2 separate regions of the Homo sapiens genome follow, and region 2 is linked to region 1. The links are chromatin loops, found by intact Hi-C in ENCODE. Cell type or tissue: OCI-LY7. All regions are shown on one strand. Links, peaks and the distances in the headings refer to the core of each region. The heading gives the core; the rest is flanking DNA. Region 1 overlaps SHOX2 (SHOX homeobox 2). Region 2 overlaps RSRC1 (arginine and serine rich coiled-coil 1).

Region 1 (8,338 bases), core at 1-8,000:
TTGACTATGACACTTGCTTTCAAAAACATACCAATGAAAGCTCTGAAGCAGTATTTTTACTTTAATGGGGTTTTAAAAACTTTAATTTGTGAGTCAATCAATATGCTTTATTATTGAAAGTGGAATACAAAAGCAAGCTTTATTTGAATTTTAAAAAATCTGTCATACTGCCTGTAAAAGTTGTCAAGTTTAAGCAGGTAACATCCAGGAGAACAAAGTACCTAAGAGTTACTTGCTTTATATATACTTCATTCTCCTTTCGCTGAGTGCTCTTCTTTTTTTCTCTTAAGAAGTGAACTTTATTGTTGTTTCATACTTTTATTTACATTTTAGTTATTTTCTAGATGTTTTCCTACTATCCTAACTGCAAACAGTGGCTTTTTCTAAAGAAGCAAATTAGATTATCATGATAATGGTGCACAATTATTCTGCTACTGTGTTTCACTCTGCTGCACAGCAGAACAGAGAAATTCTAAACTTCTTTGTAGTGAGGCTTTTATGACACTAATTACCTCTCCCCAACCCTTACAACTCCTTCTCCGCAAAGGAGTCATTATTTGCTCTGGTGTTTGGTTTTTCTTTAAGATGAAGCTAATTAACATTACAGGCTATTAATGAACACATTCTTCTCAGGTCTTAACTGGGCAAATATCTAAACCATTATCATGTTGGTATCAGGTACCAAGCAGAGTTTTAGGCCATGGGGACTCTGTTATGTGAAAAGATGAAATCAGGACTAATAGTAATCTATCTTGTGAAAGTCTATAAAATCTATCTTTCTATTTCTGTAGTTAATTTACATGTTTAACTTTGGAATTTGAGGCTGTTTTATACAATTCAAAGATTGCTTGCTGTATCTCCCAATTCTTGTCTAAACCACGACTCTTTTCTCTTTGTACTTTTGTAATTTAAAAAAATTTTTAGTCATAACATCTAGGTTTTATTTTTTTTCCCCCTCCAACCTATAGGTTTGGTTTCAAAATCGAAGAGCTAAATGTAGAAAACAAGAAAATCAACTCCATAAAGGTATGCTTCTTATACAAGGAACATTTGATAGTCTGAGCAAAGAGAGAAGTAGTGAATATTACTATTACAATGACAGAAAAAAAGGAACCTCAAAAATGACAATAGTTCTTGACTTAATAATCTTCAAAGGCTGTTAATGGAGTCCTAAAGTTTGGGAGTAAGTTACATTTATTTAAATTTTGGATGCAGTTTAGAAAGATAATAGTCCATTTTCAAAGGAATTCGTTCTGTCTTGTACCCTTTGGAACCCTGAAAAATGCTACAAACGTTAACCTCACATTATTTTTCTCTTGTACTTTTTACAGGTGTTCTCATAGGGGCCGCCAGCCAGTTTGAAGCTTGTAGAGTCGCACCTTATGTCAACGTAGGTGCTTTAAGGATGCCATTTCAGCAGGCAAGTACAGCCTAGTTTCAAGCTGTTTTTAAATATGAAAATACCTGAATGTTTGCTTGAACTGTTGAACATCACCTGTCTCTGAGCCCAGATGTCAATGTCTGCATAGTTGGAGAATCATTTTGAGATGATATAGTGGACCCACTACCCTTTAAAAACCTATACGGTATTAAAGGCCTGAATGCCTAGTCCCTTCTGTCCTCATGGGAATCCCTGAAGGGGCCTGGGGGCAGTAACTGGTCCTTTAAAAATACACTAAAGATTGCCCTTAGAGAGAGAGGAAGGAAAAGCCTTTTGATTAAGATTTTGTCAAATCCAATACAGAGGTTAGTCCTAAGGTATTTCTAAGGCAACCCTCTAGATACTTTTCTAGGTATTTTCTACCTCTTAGTCACATTAAATAACTCTGACAGAAGAAAAATAAACACAAGTACTCCCAGCTCATACTTTTGTTTTTTCGTTCTTTTGTTTTTAAATCTGTTTCTGCAAACAAAGCTTCATCTCTGGTAAAGAGAGAAGTCTTGGTCTTCCCAGGGCTGCCCTGCCTTTGCAATCCCTTAGCCATAAAGAAACCTTTAAGAGTACATTTTAAAAGGACAGCCTGCAGCAATGATTTAATCCTGGGAAATCCCAGTGCTCTGAACTCCCCACTTTCCAAGCCTGAGGGCGAAATCCTTTCCCAACCAGTGTCTGACCTTCCCTATCCTCAGCCAGGACCCCTGCTTGGCATGCCTGTGATGTCATGAATTAGCTCTCAGTCTCCAGTGACTTGGACCGGGGAGACAGATAGGTGTGACCATGAATTGAGAGTCGGTGTTAGGGAGATCTTAGCTCTCTTGGTGCCACAGGACTCTGGCATCCTGATGCTTGGCTTTGGAAACAAGAGAGAATGACTGAAGAAAGAGGGAGGGGTGACTTTAAAAGGAGACCTTTACTACTCAAAAGGTAATCTTTGGGCCAGCAGCAACAACACCGTCTGGGAGATTGTTAGAAATTCAGAATCTCAGGCCCCAACCTAGACCTTGCGAATCAGAATCTGAATTTTAACGAGATCCCTGGGTAATTGTTATGGCAATAAAGGTTAGAAGTACCGACTCACAATTGTGCCTATTGTGGTGAAGATGGAGTAACTTCCCTGAATGACATTAAAAAGTTGCGTAGTTTGCTTGTTGATACTCCGTTGTTTTGGTAGTGGGGTAAGAGATGCATGGCAGCATCAAGAGAAGAGGGTAAGGGTCCTCACCCGCAGTCTTTCCAATATACCATTTCAGCCCAGTTCCCAGGGGAGACGGCCACATTCCTGCAGAAGGGGGTTCCCGGGGTCCGGGGAAATAAGCCTACCCTAAGCGAGTTTCGGAGACCCAGGGGACACTGGAGTATCCATGTGGAACCCCAGATTCAGCAACAGGCTGAGAAGGTCACTGTCGGAACAAGATGCACAGCCAAATGCCCTCTCCCCGTGCCCAAACACAACCCAACTCTCTCTCTGGCCAAGCTGGACGCCGTTAATGCTCTGTTTCTATTCTGTTGTCACCCTAGGATAGTCATTGCAACGTGACGCCCTTGTCCTTTCAGGTTCAGGCGCAGCTGCAGCTGGACAGCGCTGTGGCGCACGCGCACCACCACCTGCATCCGCACCTGGCCGCGCACGCGCCCTACATGATGTTCCCAGCACCGCCCTTCGGACTGCCGCTCGCCACGCTGGCCGCGGATTCGGCTTCCGCCGCCTCGGTAGTGGCGGCCGCAGCAGCCGCCAAGACCACCAGCAAGAACTCCAGCATCGCCGATCTCAGACTGAAAGCCAAAAAGCACGCCGCAGCCCTGGGTCTGTGACGCCAACGCCAGCACCAATGTCGCGCCTGTCCCGCGGCACTCAGCCTGCACGCCCTCCGCGCCCCGCTGCTTCTCCGTTACCCCTTTGAGACCTCGGGAGCCGGCCCTCTTCCCGCCTCACTGACCATCCCTCGTCCCCTATCGCATCTTGGACTCGGAAAGCCAGACTCCACGCAGGACCAGGGATCTCACGAGGCACGCAGGCTCCGTGGCTCCTGCCCGTTTTCCTACTCGAGGGCCTAGAATTGGGTTTTGTAGGAGCGGGTTTGGGGGAGTCTGGAGAGAGACTGGACAGGGGAGTGCTGGAACCGCGGAGTTTGGCTCACCGCAAAGCTGCAACGATGGACTCTTGCATAGAAAAAAAAATCTTGTTAACAATGAAAAAATGAGCAAACAAAAAAATCGAAAGACAAACGGGAGAGAAAAAGAGGAAGGGAACTTATTTCTTAACTGCTATTTGGCAGAAGCTGAAATTGGAGAACCAAGGAGCAAAAACAAATTTTAAAATTAAAGTATTTTATACATTTAAAAATATGGAAAAACAACCCAGACGATTCTCGAGAGACTGGGGGGAGTTACCAACTTAAATGTGTGTTTTTAAAAATGCGCTAAGAAGGCAAAGCAGAAAGAAGAGGTATACTTATTTAAAAAACTAAGATGAAAAAAGTGCGCAGCTGGGAAGTTCACAGGTTTTGAAACTGACCTTTTTCTGCGAAGTTCACGTTAACACGAGAAATTTGATGAGAGAGGCGGGCCTCCTTTTACGTTGAATCAGATGCTTTGAGTTTAAACCCACCATGTATGGAAGAGCAAGAAAAGAGAAAATATTAAAACGAGGAGAGAGAAAAATAATATTAACACAAAAAAATGCCACAGACAATGATTTCTCTGAGAAATTATTATGGCAAAACTGTCTGGACTGCTGACAGTAAATTCCGGTTTGCATGTTACTTGTATTCCATTGATGGTGTGTCTCCTCCCACCCCCTTATCTCCCATGCACTCACTCCATTTTCATCTTCACTATGAAAAACAATACCAAAAGTATCTGGAAATTGATATATATATATCCATATATATATATCATATATTTGCCATATATATATATATATATATATATATATATATATATATATATTTGCCCTGTCTTTGATCCTGGGGAACAAAAGAAAAAAGTCAGAAAGGGAAAAAATTACACTCATTGTCCTAAGAAGACAGAGGTGGGCAGAATATGTGGGGAAAGGAAAAAGAAAACAAGACCACCAAATGAAATAATGAAGGTACAGCGCCTCGCTGTGCCAGACACAGTAGGCGCTCAATCAGTATTAGTTCCCACCATTCCCCTTTTCTTGTGTTCCTTCTTGTTGGTTTCCTGAAGTCCTATTTGAAGACAGTGGTTTATTTCCCCCTCTCTATCCCGTCAAATTCACCTTAAATAACACCCAGCTAGATACAGGCACTAGGTTTGTGTAAGATATGTTGATACACACGAACAAAGTTTATTTTGACTATAATGTGTGGACTGACTTTCAACATTTGCATTTTATCTCACAAAGGTGTATCTATTCAAGTAACCTTTTTTTTTTGTTTGTTTGTTTCTTTTTTGTTTTTTTTTTTCTTTTGGTTGTTTGTTTCAATTCATGTAGCTATTTAAACTGGGATACCTTGGACTAAGCCAGTCTGTATCCCAATTCGCTAGCAAGCCTAAGTTTGTGGGGTTTTGTTTTTGTTTTTGTTTTACCTTCTAATTTACAAGAAAGAGGAAAAGCTCTTCTAACTGAACTTTGGTATGCGGTTGAGCTTTGTAACTATTTGTTCTCCATGAAAACAAAATTATTTATATTTGACATATTTTTTTCTAGTGTATTAAGTTATTTTAAACAAAAGATGTTATCTCATGACGTGTTGTCAGTACAAAATGTGTCGCCTCCAATTCTGTTAAACCTTTTAAATAAGTGCCAAGTTATTAATTGAAGACACTTTGCGATCAATTGAATGAAAATATCGTTTCATTTGATGGGGTTCGAGTCATCTTTGTTCCTGTTACTATTAAAATATCCGGGATAGTCTTTCCCTTTTGATTAATGCGTATCACTCTCTCGAATATACCAACTTGGAAAAGCGCTTGCCTCTGCTCTTACGTGCCGCAGTCAAGGGGCAGTAAGAAGGGTGGCTCTGTGGCTGTCGTTAGCGCTGAGCGCATTTCCGCCGGCCCCCTCCATTTTATCCACCCAGCATAGAAACAGGGTTATACCAAATTAATGAAAGAACAGATAAGAAGTAAAATAACATAGGATAGAGTAACTTCCTTCCCCAAGATGGACTCTCGTTATTCGTTTTGCTATAATTCCAGTCTTTATCTGGGGACACTTTTGGGAGGAAGGAAGGAGGGATCCTGCGGAGCGAAATCAACCTGGGTTTGGTATGGCATAATCGACAATCAGTCCCAGTTCGTTGACCCTCTCTGGAGCGGGGCAGGTGCTGACTTCGGAGCGGGAAAAGAGCCGCAAAGGCGGGCAGGCCAGGGCACTGTGGAGGGAGGATTCCCCATCTGACACTCCTGTTTAGGGTTGGCTGAAGCAGCTTCTTCATTGGTTAAATTTAGAAGGTGGAAGCCAGAATCGGGTTTAGGAAAAGCCTGGCCTTGAAAATAATGAGGAGCTCTCTCTCCCCATGTCGTGGCCCCCTTCTGGAAGAAATCCCACTAGTAAAGCCCAAAGGTGCTGCCTGTGTGGGGATAGTTGGAGACTTTGAAGACTCGGCCCTGACCATGTCCAAGGCAGGAACTTTCCTTCCCGCGCGGGCTCTTGTGATGACGGGACCTTCCGCAAAGACTGAAAGAGTCCTGAGCGTCCCCTGGGACCCCCCACCCTCGTGCTGGAGGGTGCGTAAAACCCCTGCCAAAGCCCCACATCCTCCAGCAGTGTTCCCCACCACCCCCACTTGGCCCTCTCCCAGGTCTTAGCTCGTATTCAAAGCTGTTCCTCAGCATAGACGTGGGCGATAGGTTTCTTTCTTTTAACTTTCAAAGACCACTGAACAGGATTTGGGCCGTATTCAGTGCGCAGGCCTTGCGGGTCTCCTGGTTGATGAACGTCGGTAGTTTTTAATAATAAACATCTGCCTGCGGGCATGGTACGCCCTGAAGCAGCCAGGCCATCCGCCGTGGTCCTGTGGCCTCCAGCGAGCTCCAGTCGGCGCCGGGGCCGGGGGTCCTAACAGGCAGGCTCCAAGCTCCAAACCCTAATCCTAACCCAGATCCCAACACGGGTTCGGACCCTGGAGACCCTGGAGCAGGGGAGATGGTGGCTCCCTCTCGGGGCCAGTCTGCCCCAAGCAGCGGAGCGCGGGGGAAGCCCGAGGTCAAAGGAGGCGGTGCGTCCAGGCCCTGCTGGCGGAGGCGCCGGGTATCGGTACAGAGGCTCAGTGACGCGGCGTGGGTGGGTCGGGAATGTCCCGTGCGATAGGAGCCAGGTGGGTTCGGCGCGGAGACCCGCGGGAGTCGGGCCGCGGCGGGAGCGCGGTAGGCGGAGAGGCCCGCGGAGGCAGCCAGGTCCGGCGAGAAAGGCCAAAATTTCTTGGCCCCATTCGCAGTGCTCCACTCGGGCACGGCCTGTGGGACCAGTGCATCCGGGGAGCTCGCGGCGCCCTTGCCTCCTCTTGCGTCTGCTCCCCCAAGACTAACGGAGGACAGAGGCCGCTTTCCTTGGCCCTGTGGAGTCTCGCCCTTCGGGTCCAGACTCCCGCAAGGCCTGCTCTCCCGGAATGCCAGTGTCCAAACTCTGGGGCAGGCGCCTCGGTGTGTGAACAAGAGTTCCAAACTCGTAGTTCCCCGAACCATCCCAAGAAGGGGTCTGAGGAATTCACTTTAAATTTAAATAAGGCCCAACATGCTTGTAGTTTGGGTCGAAACTCAATAATCCTAATATAATTAATAAAGGACACCCCCATCCTCTGCTCCCCAAATCTTTTGGGCATGCAAAACCTTCCCGAGTTGCAAAATCAATGACTGGGAAAAACTGAGTTAAAAGAGATTGTTTAAGACATCATTAGTGTTAAGGACCCTATGATACAAGAGACACAGTAAGATAGTAAGATCGGTGCCTTTGCTTGGAGCTGAACTGATGTACATCTATTTTGAGTTTTTCCCCAGATTTATAACTTTTTTGGGTCCTCAGATGGTAATACTTTAGTATAATGCAATGCTCAAATTTCGGAACTATTTTGATTTCTGAAAAATGCCTCTTTGGCTTCAGCGACATAGGATCCTGTTTTTTCTTCACAAATCAGTTTACATCATAAATTGCAAACATTTGCAATAAGATCTCAAGATTGTTTATTTTACATAACCTCAAGCACTTGACTATGTTAAACACCAGTACAGAAAATCTGTGAAATCAGTTTAATGTGTGTGAGGGAATTAAAGGATCACTCATTTTCATCACATAAACAAAGCATTTAAGATTGTTTTGATTGTCAGTCTCCCAATTTTTAGTCATACAACTGACTATTAATTTAAGAGTCATTCTGTGTAAAAATAATTACTGAGGTTATATCCTGCTTTAATTAAATATTTCTGGGCAGAAGAAAATGGTATTGTACATTGGGAAGTGGGGGATTGTTTTTAATATTATATTATTTTAGTTCAAACGGAAATAAAAGTCTGCAAATTCCAACGGGGAAAAAAGGCCTGAAATGGTTTCTTAATATGCCATTAAAACAGTTAGCCAAAATACATTAAAGCAATATCACAAACCCAGAAATAATAAATATGTCATTCTAATGAGAATGTTAACTTACAGATAATTTATTCAAGGTAGTTTTTACATTTCACATGGAATGTCTTATTATGACCCGCTTGATTACTGTGATGCTTGTTCTTCAAAATCTAATTTATATAGGCCTGCAATATACATAATTCATAACTCCTGTTGATATACGTATACACACCCCAAATTTTAAATCTTTACAGTATGTTTGGATGTTTACTAGCATGTTTTCAAGATGACGAAAATAAAAACATAAAAAGTGTTAAACATCATATTGAAAGCAAGTGCTTGCCCTGCCCTATGCCTGAAGGCAAAGT
Region 2 (8,345 bases), core at 221-8,220, 340 kb before region 1:
GATGTGTGGTGTTATTTCTGTGGCCTCTGTTCTGTTCTATTGGTCTATATATCTGTTTTGGTACCAGTATCACGCTGTTTTGGTTACTGTAGCCTTGTATTATAGTTTGAAGTCAGGTAGCATGATACCTCCAGCTTTGTTCTTTTTGCTTAGGATTGTCTTGGCTATGTGGTTTCCTTTTTGGTTCCATATGAACTCTAAAGTAGTTTTTTCCAATTCTGTGAAGAAAGTCATTGGCAGCTTGATGGGGATGGCATTGTATCTATAAATTACCTTGGACAGTGTGGCCATTTTCATGACATTGATTCTTTCTATCCATGAGCATGAAATATTCTTCCACTGGTTTGTGTCCTCTCTTATTTCCTTGAGCAGTGGTTTGTAGTTCTCCTTGAAGAGGTCCTTCACATCCCTTGTAAGTTGGATTCCTAGGTATTTTATTCTCTTTGTAGCAATTGTGAATGGGAGTTCACTCATGATTTGGCTCTCTGTTTGTCTGTTACTGGTGTATAGGAATGCTTGTGATTTTCGCACATTGATTTTGTATCCTGAGACTTTGCTGAAGTTGTTTATCAGCTGAAGGAGATTTTGGGCTGAGATGATGGAGTTTTCTAAATATACAGTCATGTCATCTGTAAACAGGGACAATTTGACTTCCTCTTTTTCTAATTGAATACCCTTTATTTCTTTCTTTTGCCTGATTGCCCTGGCCAGCACTTCCAACACTATGTTGAGTAGGAGTGGTGAGAGAGGGCATCCTTGTCTTGTGCTGGCTTTCAAAGGGAATGCTTCCAGTTTTTGCCCGTTCAGTATGATATTGGCTGTGAGTTTGTCATAAATAGCTCTTATTATTTTATTTTGAGATATGTTCCATCAATACCTAGTGTACTGAGAGTGTTTAGCATGAAGAGCTGTTGAATTTTATTGAAGGCCTTTTCTGCACTATGGAGATAATTATGTGGTTTTTGTCACTGGTTCTGTTTATGTGATGGATTCCGTTTATTGATTTGCATATGTTGAACCAGCCTTGCATCCCAGGGATGAAGCTGACTTGATCATGGTCAATAAGCTTTTTGAGGTGCTGCTGGATTCGGTTTGCCAGTTATACTGTAACCATTTATTTAACATATTTGTTTCTTATTCACATTTGCCTCCTCAAAACTCAGCCCAGTGCCAATGTGTGCTTACTAAATTAACCATTATTAAACCATTTTCAATTTTAGAAAAGGAAATAAAATACTTGTGAGAAAATAAGCTATAATAGGTGAAAACACTTATTCCATCAAAATAGCAAATAGCAAAATATTACTTATTTATACTGATTTCTGGTTACATATAACACACTACCCCGGGAATTTGGTAGGATAGTATATTCTTCAGATCCCCATCCAAAGGTTTTTTTTTTTGTGTGTGTGTACATCTATAAAAAGAATTGGAAGACGTTTCTTCAATATGGCCTCTTCTATAGAATTATCTATTAATCTAGCCATAAAATGAATTACTATGAGGTATTATAGCAGAGATATTTAAAGAATGGATTCTGAAGCCAGACTGTCTCGGTTTGAATCCTGGCTCTATCCATTACTAGCTATGAGATCTGCAACAAGTATCTTAATCTCTCTGTGTCTTAGTTAACTCATCTGAAATTGTATTGATAATAATACTTCCATCATAAGCCACAGGGTTATTGTAAAAGTTGAATGAGTTCATATATGCCAACCACTCACAATAGTATTATAGCCCAGGGTAGCATATTGTATTTATATAAAATATACAATATTATCTATATACCTTTATAGATATTAGCTTTTAAATATAGTAATTATTGTTTAAAATGCATGTGTCTGTTCTATTTATGATATAATTTGTACACTTAAAAAATCAATGTACAAATTTCTAGTAATGAATCCTTTTCTTACAACAAAATTTCATTTAGGGAAATATGTACTAAGTATATGTAAAGTGGTTTCTCCAATATTTCCGAGAAATTGTATAGAATCTGGTGTGTATATATGTATGTGTGCATGCATGCACGTGTGGGCACATGTACTTTTAAGCAGACTACTGCTGAATCTTTTTCACTTTATAATTTGAGAAGATATATATATATATTTTTAAAGTTTCTGGAGATGCTGTGTCACAACTACAAATTTAGCTCTGTAGTTCATACTTGCTTTATCTACACTCATAATATTCAACAACACTAATTGTTGCTCCATGATGCATTGCCCTATTATCTCAGTCCACATTAATTCCTCCTCTTAGGTCTGAGAAAACTGTATTTTTCTACTATAGCCAATTGAACAAGTGTCTTTCTTCCCCACTAGACTGCCAACTACTTGAGGTCCGATATCTTACTGATTTTAGCATAGTGTCATATCAGACATGGCTCATTAGCTCCTCGATAAATGTTTATTGAACTAAAGTAAAAATTAACTCACAAAATGATGACTCTGAGGAATGTTAATACATTAAAGATTTAATTCTGTTCATGTTACTTAAATGTTTTAGAAACATTTAAGACAAGAAAGGACATTCTGAGATTTATCAGTGTCTCAAAAAATTACATTAATTAGTACATTCCATTCTAGCCATATGAATATTAATATTCAGATATAAAATCTGGCATAACTCCTCAAAACTTCTCTTTTTAAGATATATGTGTGGATATATAAAACACACATCTTCTAGTTAAAAGAAGTTAAAACCTCATCTTCTAGTTAAAAGATGTATGTTTTAACTAGAAGATGTACGTTTTATATATCTGCACTCATGTATAAACATGCTTATCTACAATTTTCTAAGCGTAAAGTCTTCCCTTACTAAAAAATTCATTTAGGGTATAATTCAATATTAAAAATTAGAAATATATACTTTCAAAGTGAAAGTAAATATATACCTTTAAATTATATATCTTTATCTTTATAGCACATATATTTATATCTATATCTTTATAGCACATATTTAAGAGCAGTAAATCTTATGAATTTTCAGAGTAATCATATGTCAAATCAAATAAAAATCTTCAGAACTATAGTTACAGCCACCACAAGTCCTATATTTCCTCATACACAACAAATTTAGATACATAAGGAACAATTTTCTCCTACTGGATAAATTATTTTTTCTATTTTTTTACATTAGGTACTTTTTATTACATCAACATAAAACAATGACACTGACAATAGTATTATTTTATCTTGTGTCAGCATTCTGAAAGCATGACCTTGAAATTTAATATTATTAAAAATTAAGACCTACAAGTTAAGCAGCAGAATGCTTGTGTAGTATTAATTAAAAAAAATGCAAGAGATTTCACTTCAAACACTTGAAACACAAATTTTAAAAAAATAGATAAATAGAAGCTTTAACACAGTGTTCTTTCAAACTACAAATCAGTCAGTCTAGCATTACACAACATTACTATTTTCATTTCAAAGCATAAGTGTGGCACAAGTTATTTTACCAATATTTTTGATTTATGATAAAAGAAAACCTCATTAAATAAAAAACACTTAATGAGTTTGAGATCCTTAAAATATTTTGTACAGTCTTCAATCTAATTTCATCCCATCTCTTTTCAGTACTTTGAATGTTACTCCAGAATGTACTTTCATTTGGTAAAATCTTGTATTTACAACTGGAAGAGCATAATTAAAAACTTTACCCCCATGTGATGTCTTTTGTTCAAGGCAATGCCTTCAGAATTGAGCATAAGTATTCATATTTTTACTAATAATATTTCAGTCTTCAAAAATTTACCAAAATATGATGAAAAGTCAATGTTAGTGGGGTTAGAGCTTTCTTTTTTTCTTTTGTGAATTTCTTACAGGTGTAATGAGCAGGAGCTAAGTGTAACACACATTGCAAGTTGGGTATAGTGTGGTAAATATACAGCACCCGAGTTTCGCTAGGTGGCGCAAAAAGAATAATGTATCTGTCTGCTTCTTCTGTCTGTTGGAATGTTAACAAATGGAATGACAGAGGACAAAGTACCCAATATCGGTGTTTGTAGAATTCTTATCCAAACTAGAATGTTTCTTAATCTATTTTTACTAGAATATAATTCCTTTATAATAAAATAATTTTTAGCACAAAGTAAACTTCAGCACGATGAATAGCTTTCCATTTTTTTTCACTGGATATTTTGAACACTAAAACAGAAAATGTCAGGCTTTTTTGGGAAGACACTGTAAATAAAGAATTAGAAAAATTGACATTACCTTACTGAAACCCTACCTAAAAGCATCACCTAATGTATAAGTGAAAATTGCTAGCAAATTACTTCTTACAGCTATAAAAGAATATGTGAATTTTATAATTTATAACATTTTGGAAGTTCTCATATGAAGATTTTTAAACATCACAGAGTAGAGCTGAAAGGGAATGGCCTCGGAATCGGGAAAACTGGATTTTAGTTTTAGCATAGCAGTGATCTAATTGTGATCTGAGCTGCTATTTCTTAAATAGTCAACTAAGAGCTGGATTTGATTAGTTTTAACGTCTTTGGAGTTTCAAAAAATCATTCTAGACTCTCTAAGAATGAGTGACAATATTATTCTGCCAAGAGATAACTTTATTTTATTTAACATTTTTCAGAGAATAAAGTTTAAATATATATTCTGCTTTAATAGGGGTCAAAACAAAGATTAAAATTTGAATAATCTTAGCAGATATTACAACCAACATTAAGTGGAAAATACAATTAAGATCAGCAATCCATCTAACAAAAATTATGTCTAGAGATATATTTGTTCTTCTCTTTCTAGATAGGATGATTTTTAGAATTGTTTTTAGATATTTGGACAGATTTTAGATAGATTTAACTTTCAAACCATTATTATTCAATCTGGGCTTTATAAATGTAGTTCTCTATCTGCAATACACTCAGAGCTTCCCAACTATTTAGCTACTACTAAGTAATATGTGTGCTAAAATATCATCCTCTCAGCCCTCCAGACAACCAGGCAGGGTCTGAGGTGGCTGGAGTTTGAGAGCAGTAGCCTTTGGCCAAGAGCAGCCTCACCAGTTTAACCTGGTGTACCAACGAAATATATCCTTTTGCATTTCATGACATGAGAAAGATTGAGAAGCATTGTACTGTAGCATCTCTGTATTACCTTATTTTTGCCTCTAATAACTTACTTGGGGAGACCTTTGGAAAAATAAAAATGACTCACTTTCTCCAAAGTAACCTGGAGAATTTCAAGTTTTCAATAATTGCACAATTTCTGGCTGAAATTAATTTCACAAAACAATATAAATACTGATGACTAATAATTCAGAGTATTTTGCCACAAGAAAAAATACGTATAGTTTCTGTGTTAAATAAGCTAATTTATCTAAAACCTATTTAATAGTAAGCAAGCACAGCATTACGTGATGTTATATAGTATGTTCTTGGCTCATCAATTTTAACACTGAATGAAATTGCTACTGATTTTTTAAGTGATCTTTTTTCTCTGTTTTAATATAGAGGACTAAATATAACTTATAAGGAAAAAGGTATATAACAATTTCAAGTGTTATTAAATTAACTTACGAAGCATCACATGAACATATAATTATCTAAGTTGAATTTCTGTTGTTAGTTTGAAAATATATTTTGTAAGTAACTATAGTATATATACATAGACTCACTCTGTGTGTGTATATATATATAGTATTTCTAGATAAATGTCTTCATTTTATTCATAAGATGAAGGCTACAAATGATGTCAATGCTACAAATTATGTAAAGGATATAATGCCTGATATTATGAGAAATATGTGACATGCAATATGCAATATTTTAGGCTAGTTTATATTTCATGGATAGTACTAAATTTAGAAACAGTATGTGAATGAAATTTGTTAATCTAAAATCTTCATAAAAAGTCTCAGTTCTTTCAAAACTACGAAAGCTAACCTCAATTCAAAATGAGTTAAATATTAAACAAACTTCTCCAGAGGAAGAGACTGCAGATAGCTTTGTCAGTGTTATCAGTGAGATTAACATTCTAGTCATAGATTTTTGAGGAAAAAAAATAGTACACCAAGGAGGGACAATGGCTGCCAGGAAGCAAAGGTAAAAATCGACAGATAAAATTCAGTAATAGCAATCAGTGCAAAACTCCCCATAGACTCTCTTATGTCCTGGTTACTGCCTACTGTATTAAGACTGCCTTTCTCATCACTTAATGCTTATTTTCATCACTTTGCTTAAAATATTGATAATCAATTAGAGCTACGTCTGTTTTGCCACAGAATCTGTGTCACAGTCTATCAGACTGTCAGGGCCAATTCAATCCTCATTCAAAGTTAATTTTTTCTTCATAAATCTGCCTTTGGAGGAGTCATTAGGCGCAGAACATAGCCGGAGGTGCAATCACCTATTCTCTTTCATTAGTGGCAGGCAGAGAAGGTGAGGGAGATTATTAGAACTTTGGAATGATCACAAAGCAGCGTGCTGCCTGTCAGATCCCCCCAACATTTAATTCATCTAGCCAACTCACCAGCACTCTTTGCCAACAGTTTTAAATGGACATTATTCATGAACATCTGTGACATGCTGAATATTCTGAACTGGAAATGATGAAAAAGCAATGCCCCTTTTGACTTTAAAATTAATTCTATGGTCAAAACAATTAAGTATATAACAAACATGTTTTGTGATGTTATTTTTGGTCATCTAAGATATATTTCAGAGGCAAAACAATTTACTTAAGTTATAACACAAATGTATAAGGGGAAATTAATGCCTAAAAATCAACATTCTCAGTATTAAACAATTTAGAAAATCCTATTTTACCTACATTAGGAATGACCAGAATTTCTCCCCAAAGAGGTATTTAAAATTCACAATATTTAAATATTTATTTAATGTGAAATCTTGTTAAGCAACATACCACAAAATGAAATAACTCAAAAGGATTTAATATAGGACCAATTAAATAAAAAATATTCTATTTGAAATTTTCATTGCCACCACTTTTTTTAGTACTACACGTCTTCATTATAAGCAGTGTATTGTGGTAAAGTTAATAGAGAAACTTAGTCTAATTTTAAAAATAGGCAGAATAAATGAAAAGAAAACTTTCTAAATAACTTATTTTCATTTTAAAATCTACCATTAATTTTTTCAAAAAAAGAAAATCTGGGTTGTTTCAAATGCTTTGTTCTTTGAGTGTGCTGCCTTTTATTATTTGGAATAGAAAATTTATGTTAGCTGTTAAGATGGAGATTACAGAGGTTCCTTGTTAGATCTAATTTTGTGGAGATTTATCTTTAAGTTATTTAAACATTTACTCAGAATACCAAGCTGATGACATCAAGATTTTAAATGCTATTATCAAAACCACAGTGTTCTAGCAATGTAAAACAATTATTAAAGATTAGCTTCAGGAAATAGCTGTACCAGTATTTCCCAAACTGTTCCACACAATGAGGTGCTAAAAGGGTTTTGTGGTCAAATATATTTGGAAAATACTTAGTTGGACAAAATTAAGCTATTTCTTTACTGTACAACTCATCAGAATCTACAATATGCTAATGTGTCTTGTGACTCTTTAAAAGGGAAATAAAATATGGTGACTCTCAAACTTACTTGACTATAGAACCATTTTTTGATACCACCAAAATAGCAACAAAGAGTTTTCCTAACCTTTTCAGGTTAACAATTCCTCTTCAGTCCACACTGGATGTGATATTTTACATCTTGTTAATTCAAAAAATATTGGTTAAGCACATACTATATACTGTACCAGGTACTGTGGTAGGTAATACAGTTATAATAGTGAATGAAACATGATCTCAATATGCTCATAGTGTGGTACAGAAAAGAGTTTATTTGTAGTTTGTCTTCCCACTGTGAGTCCTTTGAGAATGAAGAGGGTATCTTATTCATATCTGTATTTCCCTATTGCCTAGCAACAGGTAAGCAGTAGAATTTCAAGAAATACTTGTTAAACATACGCAGAATTTTCTTTCTCTTAGATGGTTCCAATGACTTCACATTAGTCTGGACACCAGTTTCCCCTTTCTTTCCTTTTTCTGAGGTTAGTACCCACCTTAACCAATAATTTATATTAGGTACATTATGTAATAGGTAGCCAGAGAGCAGCTAACTTTTAAAGAAAAACACAAATATAAGGCAAAACTGGCAGATCAGCTCCAGTCGAATGCTAGTGGCTGCCTGGAGCTCTTCGTTGACAAAGATTCTGCTGTCCTTCTGAGCTCTGGGGAAACTGTATCACAAGTTAAAGATGACTGCCATCGCTGCTTTGAAAGTTTTTCCATTTTGGAAAGATAAATGATGCAAAAAAGTTTAAATAACAATAGCCACTACCACTGTCACTGCTATTGCTACT

The links. Peaks named below come from ENCODE experiments on the same cell type or tissue, not always from the same donor. Only the 100,000 strongest peaks of a DNase experiment are listed, where the experiment ranks them.
Region 2: a loop joins it to region 1, with 3 times the contacts of the local background. A loop is called at or near these places in 28 of 110 quality-filtered maps.

The regions. Positions count from the first base shown.
Region 1 is chr3:158,092,942-158,101,279 of GRCh38, reverse strand. SHOX2 (SHOX homeobox 2) reads left to right here. Exons shown (of 5, transcript NM_001163678.2): 3 at 969-1,026; 4 at 1,332-1,420; 5 at 2,996-5,375. The coding sequence ends at 3,253. Among named protein-coding and RNA genes, the nearest start is that of SHOX2, 9.3 kb to the left of the region's middle. RefSeq lists an enhancer at 3,113-3,282. In OCI-LY7, for the core only: no CTCF peak of the experiment used is centred there; DNase peaks (open chromatin) are centred at 3,069 and 3,629; H3K4me3 peaks cover 1,587 bases; H3K27ac peaks cover 504 bases.
Region 2 is chr3:158,430,176-158,438,520 of GRCh38, reverse strand. All of the region lies in intron 6 of RSRC1 (arginine and serine rich coiled-coil 1), which reads right to left. Among named protein-coding and RNA genes, the nearest start is that of UC.134, 92 kb to the left of the region's middle. In OCI-LY7, for the core only: CTCF peaks have their summits at 3,704 and 3,904; a DNase peak (open chromatin) is centred at 3,900.